Regions from separate parts of the Homo sapiens genome. Here region 2 is linked to region 1. A link is a loop called in an ENCODE intact Hi-C map of the cell type or tissue named here. Cell type or tissue: HCT116. All regions are shown on one strand. Links, peaks and the distances in the headings refer to the core of each region. The heading gives the core; the rest is flanking DNA.

Evidence for each region. A loop is a pair of places that touch in the nucleus more often than their neighbours do. Peaks named below come from ENCODE experiments on the same cell type or tissue, not always from the same donor. Only the 100,000 strongest peaks of a DNase experiment are listed, where the experiment ranks them.
Region 2: it touches region 1 in a loop (5-fold over the local background); 15 of 110 quality-filtered maps call a loop at or near these places.

What each region holds. Positions count from the first base shown.
Region 1 is chr1:171,800,391-171,803,306 of GRCh38, reverse strand. It overlaps the pseudogene RPS15P3. Among named protein-coding and RNA genes, the nearest start is that of METTL13, 20 kb to the right of the region's middle. In HCT116, for the core only: a CTCF peak has its summit at 1,723 (motif pointing left); a DNase peak (open chromatin) is centred at 1,686.
Region 2 is chr1:172,398,270-172,401,185 of GRCh38, reverse strand. All of the region lies in intron 20 of DNM3 (dynamin 3), which reads right to left. LOC102724528 (a long non-coding RNA gene) reads left to right here. Exons shown (of 3, transcript XR_001738294.3): 2 at 1,270-1,367. Among named protein-coding and RNA genes, the nearest start is that of C1orf105, 21 kb to the left of the region's middle. In HCT116, for the core only: a CTCF peak has its summit at 1,497 (motif pointing right); a DNase peak (open chromatin) is centred at 1,545.

The sequences.
Region 1 (2,916 bases), core at 303-2,802:
CACACACCCAAGATTCTGACATAGTAGGTCTGGGATATGGTCCAGAATCAGTATATAGGAAATGGACCCCAGATGGTTTTGTTGTGCAACCGGATTTTGAAACCACCTTCTAAGCTGTGCTGCTATATAACAAAAAACGCCCAGAACTACTGACTACAAAACCAGGGACTCCTTTCCCCTTGTTCTAAAGAAGGGACTGTGTCTCCCAGCCTACCTGTCCTGCTAAATATGTAGGAGCTACAAGCTCAAATGCCTGCAGGACCAGGCATGTAACATAAATGCAGGAAACACACAGATGAGAGCAGTGGGGACTGTGGCAAACACCACCCATCCACAAGGCAAAGATGCTTGCCAGTTCCAGCCAAGTATGAACATGGGCCTGTCATCACAGGAGCTTCTAAATTCTCAAAAGAATCCAGAAATTTTATAGATTTTGTATAAAACGATTTTCTAATCGATAGATTTTATTTAAAATGTCTGGTGAAGGTTAAACACATCTGGGGTAGCATGTGGCCCAGAGCCCATGCACTTTGGGAGGCCAAACTCCTCACACTACTGCCATCCACTCAAAGGGCAAGGAGCTAAGGTGTGGGCTAGTGTGAAGGTGGGAGGGGAATATACTCCAATTACCAAGTGACTGCTGATGTTTGCATTTCAGAGCTAAGCCAGCAGTCATTAATGAGACTAGCATTAATGGTTCTCTGGTTCTGTGGGGTGGCACAAACAAAGCCCTTTTCGGCTATATATTCATTCCCCAAGGCTGCTGAAACAAATTACCACAAACTTGATGGCTTAAGACAACTGACATTTATTCTCTCACAACTGTAAAGGCCAGAAGTCTGCAAAGTGTCAGGAGGTGGGTCCCTCTGGAGGCTCTGAGGGAGAATCATTCCTTGCCTCTTTCCTAGCTTCTGGTAGCTGCTAGCAATCCTTGCTGTTCTTTGGCTTGCGGGGATGTCTCGCCAATCTGCCTCTGTCTTCATATGTCCTTCTCCCATCTCCCTTGTCTCATTTCCCCTTCCATTCTAAGTCCTTATCATTGGATTTAAGGTCCACTCCAATCCAATATAATCTCAGCTTGAGATTCTTAATTACATCTGCAAAGGCCCTTTTTCCAAATAAGCTCACATTCATAGGTTCTGGAGTTTAAGACTTAGATATTTCTTTTTAGAGCCACTATTCAACCCACTACAGACAGGTTTGCATTAAAAAATCCATTATTTCAATCAAATTTTACTTCTACCAACATTTATCTACCAATTTACTACTATGATAAAAATGACTTACATCTTGGCAGAAAACTTGAAGACATACCAGCTCAGGCCCAGATGCATGTTGTTACATTTTTTTCTTCTTATGTGCCACGAGCTTCATGTCTTACTAGCATTATTCCATTGCTGTATTTCCTGCCATTACTTCTAAAATCAGGGATGTAGGGGTAAAAGGATCTCTGCCTTATACAGGCTTCCACCACTGGAGAAAATGGTGCTGTCTCCATGTGCATGGACAGGAAACAGGTGATGGTGGAAGAGCAGAGGGCATAGGGTACTAGGTGAAGCAAGAGAACAACAAGTAAAGTAGAAGTCTGTCTTCATTGACCAGAGAAAGACACAGGAAATACGGCTCAGGTGAAAGAGCCCCTGGAAGTGCCAGGTTCCCAAGAATTTTTTACAGCCACCCAAGCACTTAAATGTGATTTCTAGTGCCATCTAGTGGGAAGCACAGGAACCAAGTGAGACGTGGGCTAGAAAAACAAAACCATGAGTCCAGCCTTCAGTCACTTTAAGGGGGCAGTTTTTATTGAGGCTGGATTTTTTTGTCTGCCTAGCAAGAGGATCTAAGAAGACTCTAAGCAAACATCTGACCATCTTGTATGCTGCCCTTACACTTTATGCACAGGTGGTTGCTGAAGTCATCCACGTGCTGTGTAATTTGTTCTCCCCAGCTAGTTGGTGAGCAGAAGCTATCTTTCCTCTTTTTATCAACACAAGCACAGTGTCTGGCACAGAACAACCTCTCCAAAAAAATGCCAGTTGGGTATATAAAAAAGAAAAATCCAACTTAATGGTTTTTATTATCGACCATTTAGCTGTTAACAAATCTGCAGGAATCAAATGGCAAGACAAGCCACAAGAGGGAAACTGTATGACTTATGGTTTACTAGACTTTGAGCTTTATTAAGCAGTCCTTAGGAGGTACACTCAGGGCCCAATTATAGCAGGGAGTGAGGCTGCTGTGCCCCATGGAGGAAATCGTCCAATGCAACAAGCTGACTCCTCACACTACTGCCATCACTCAAAGGGCAAAGAGCTAAGGTGTGGGCTAATGTGAAGGTCGGAGGGGAGTATGTTCCAATTACCAAGTGACTGCTGATGTTTGCATTTCAGAGCTAAGCCAGCAGTCATTAATGAGACTAGCTGGCAATTCCTTCCTCCTTACCTTGTGACATATCCATCCACAGAACCTCTTCTCCAGGGGTCCTCAATTTTGGCTGCAAAACAGCATCCATCACCTGGAAAGCTTTTTTAAAATTCTTATGCACAGGCTGCACCCCAGACCAATTAAATCAGAGTCTGTGGGGGTGGGGCCAGGCCTAGGCATTTTTTTAAAGCTTCCCAGATATATTCAATTTCTATGGCTGCTGTAAAGTTACTACAAATTTAGCGGCTTAAAACAACACAAATTCTTATCTTATAGTTCCGTATCAGGAGTCCAAAATGGGTCTCACTGAGCTACATTGAAGGTATTGGTAGAGTTGCACTCCCTGCTGGAAGCTCTAGGGAAGCTCTAGTTTTCTTACCTTCTCCAGCTTCTAGAGGCTGCCCATGTTCCTTAGCTAGTGGCCTATGGTCTTCAAAGCCAGCAATGACTGGTGAGTCTTCCTCACATTGCTTCACTCTTGACACTGAGTCTTCT
Region 2 (2,916 bases), core at 251-2,750, 600 kb before region 1:
ATCGGGCTAGTTTCAAAATAAATTTTGATTGAGGCTTGCAAGTCAATTCATTTTATATTCCTTCATCCCCTCAGTAAGCCCTACTTATGTACTAGGTACTGTGTTAAGAGGTAGAGATACAGAAATAAAGAGTCACTGCCCTGAAGAAGTTTCTTGTTGAGATGGAGAGAGACAAGTTAACTATGACCACAGTAGGATTATGCTAAAATTTTTGCTTCAGGAGTTTCAGAAACATCTGGAGTCCTAGCTTAGAGTTGGAAGGAGGCTAGGAGGTTGGAAGGACTTCCAGAAAGTACGGAAAGTTAAGGGGACTAGCATTCCAGGAATAGGAAAGGTATGTGCAAAGGAAAGAAAGCCAGAAAGTACTGAAGTTTGAGAAATCAAGGGTTGTCTTATTCTTTATCACAAATACCAAATGACTTGTTTTGTCCCAAGTCCTAATAAAGTCATGAAACAGGTAACATGAAGGATTTTTAGTTGTATTAAAATATGATTTCTAAAAAGCATTACTTTCCGAGATTAACTTTTAAGTATTTTGGCCTTTGTACTATATCATTGAGATTATAAACTTGGGGGAGGAAAGAGCTAAAAGAAACGCAGAGAAGCAGAAGGCAAGAGGGATACAGTGTGAGAAAGCATGCAGAGAAAGGAAGTGGTTTTACAGAGATTTACAAGTGATTTTTTTTCCTTTGCTCCTTCCTTTCCTCCTTTTCTCCTGTCCTGCCCCTTCCCTCCTTCCCTCCTTTCCTGCCCCTTCCCTCCTTCCCTCCTTTCTTCCTATCTCCCTTCTATCCCCCCTCCTTTCTCTCTTATTCCTAAAGAGACCTCCAGAAACTTATGTGCTGTAGAAACCTACTCCCACTGATGGTGAATGGGGTAAACCTTTTTCTGACCCTTCTCGTCACTCCCACTTCAGGCACCAGGAGAGGGAGAGGCCAACTGCCACCATTTAGGGGAAGGAGGAGGCAGAAAGGAGGTGCTGAGAACTAGCTACTGGGCGAGGCAAGTGTCCGCTTCTGAGAAGGAGGAGGAAATCAGGAGGAAGAAGGAAAAAGAAGAAAGGATAGGGAGGAAAAAGGCAACACTTCGAATCTCTGTATGACTGCACAATTCATTTCTGCTTTGGGAAGATAGAAAAGACTTTTTGTCCCTTTCTGAGAGGGAGCAAGAACCTTTCAAGCATGGGGATGTGACTTGGGGTAACTATGTAACTAGAAATACTCACAGAAAAATAACCTTTCCTTTTCCTTTTTTTTTTTTTAACAACAGCAAAAAAAAAGAGCATGAGGAATTTGAAGACTGAGAGATGAGTTGTGTAGCACCAACATTTTCTTTCTGCCTGACCTTCATACCTGATGAATTAAAAGGTCAGTTTTAAGTGCACCACATGATAGGCTTCTGTCACTTCTATTAGCCCAGGTGGTAAATATGAAGAAAAAGAATTACCATTTATTAATCGTCCCAGTTATTTTTTTTTAAATCCAGCAGGAGGAGCTCTAACATGCTTTAGAGCTCAAATTTTAAAAACAAAATTTTTTAAAGCAAACAGAGAAAAACAGAGAGGCATTGTGCTTTGCAGGCTGCCATGTCAGTGAACAAATATGTGACTAAGTCCAATTAAATGCTTCGTGAGAAGCCAAGGAAGCCAAGCAATGACACTCGTGGAGACAGAACGGCCCACATTTCCTCCCTTCCACGAGCCTCCTCTTTCTGATGCAGTTAAGATGGGACTGGTCTGCAGTATTAGCTCTTACAAAAGAGGGAGCAAAAGGATGATTTCTGGGCAAGACTAGATGTAATTCTTTTCCTCTGAACATGTCATATTGTTTCTAAATGAGTCTTTGACACTGGCTCAAGAATTTGAAACGCCTTGAAAAACAGAATTTTCATTGTTGGTTGAAGGCACTATGAAACTCCTAAAGGTTCAGTCGCTTCTACTCAGCGGCTTGTCAGACGCTTTTTTTAAATGAGAGAAATGCTGTGTTTGTAAAAATTGGTGCTAAAAGGGTAAAGAATAATATGTCCCCTGGGCCATGTAAAGAGTCTGCAGAAAGAATTAGGGCTTTCTAACATACACACATAAACTGGAACACAAAGAATTTACTCAGGAACAGTGAGGAGTATATGAATTTAACAGTTATGGGATTTTTAGGGTAAGCCTTTCCATTTTGGACAGTGTTGTAGGGGTGGAATGGATGAGTAGGCATATAAGATGATCAGAATTACTTAACATGAAGGAAATTTTCAACCAATCCGTTTTAATCTCTTGCCAACAAGAAGTCAAACTTTTGTTTTACACCTTAATGGTACACCCACATTTTAAATTTTTATACAAGCTCCTACAGAAACTTTAACTAGACCAATTCAGACCAAAAGTCACTAAATAAAGCTAGTCTAGACGGAAAATCTATGAAAACCATATGTCTTTTAGGCATCTGTCTTACAAAAACTACCATCATCCTGGAGAAATTGTTCACAAAATATGCTTTTAGGAAAACACTGCTGTACTGACCATGGAGGCTGTACGTAAGAAGATGGCTGGACTTGGAAAGAGTAAAGCCAAAATGTTTATAAATGAAAGGCTCTCATTTTCACATACATCTAACTGCCTGTAAACATTACTGAAAGGATGGGCCAAGCAGATATCATTTACCTTACCATTATTCTAGAAGAGATCAAAAAAGTTTACAGTTTTGTTCCTCCTCACTACTACAGAACATTAGACCAGGGGATCTCAAAGCAACTCTGTTCTCACCCACAGAGAACTATTTTGAATAATGTTGTACGTGGATGAGGCCAATAAACCAGAACATTTTCTTCTGATTATTACCTCATCCTGCTGGCCTGCCAAACACAGCTAGCAGGCAAGTGTTTGATATAAGTAACTAGAGGAAGACTGTTCTGTATAATTGGGCG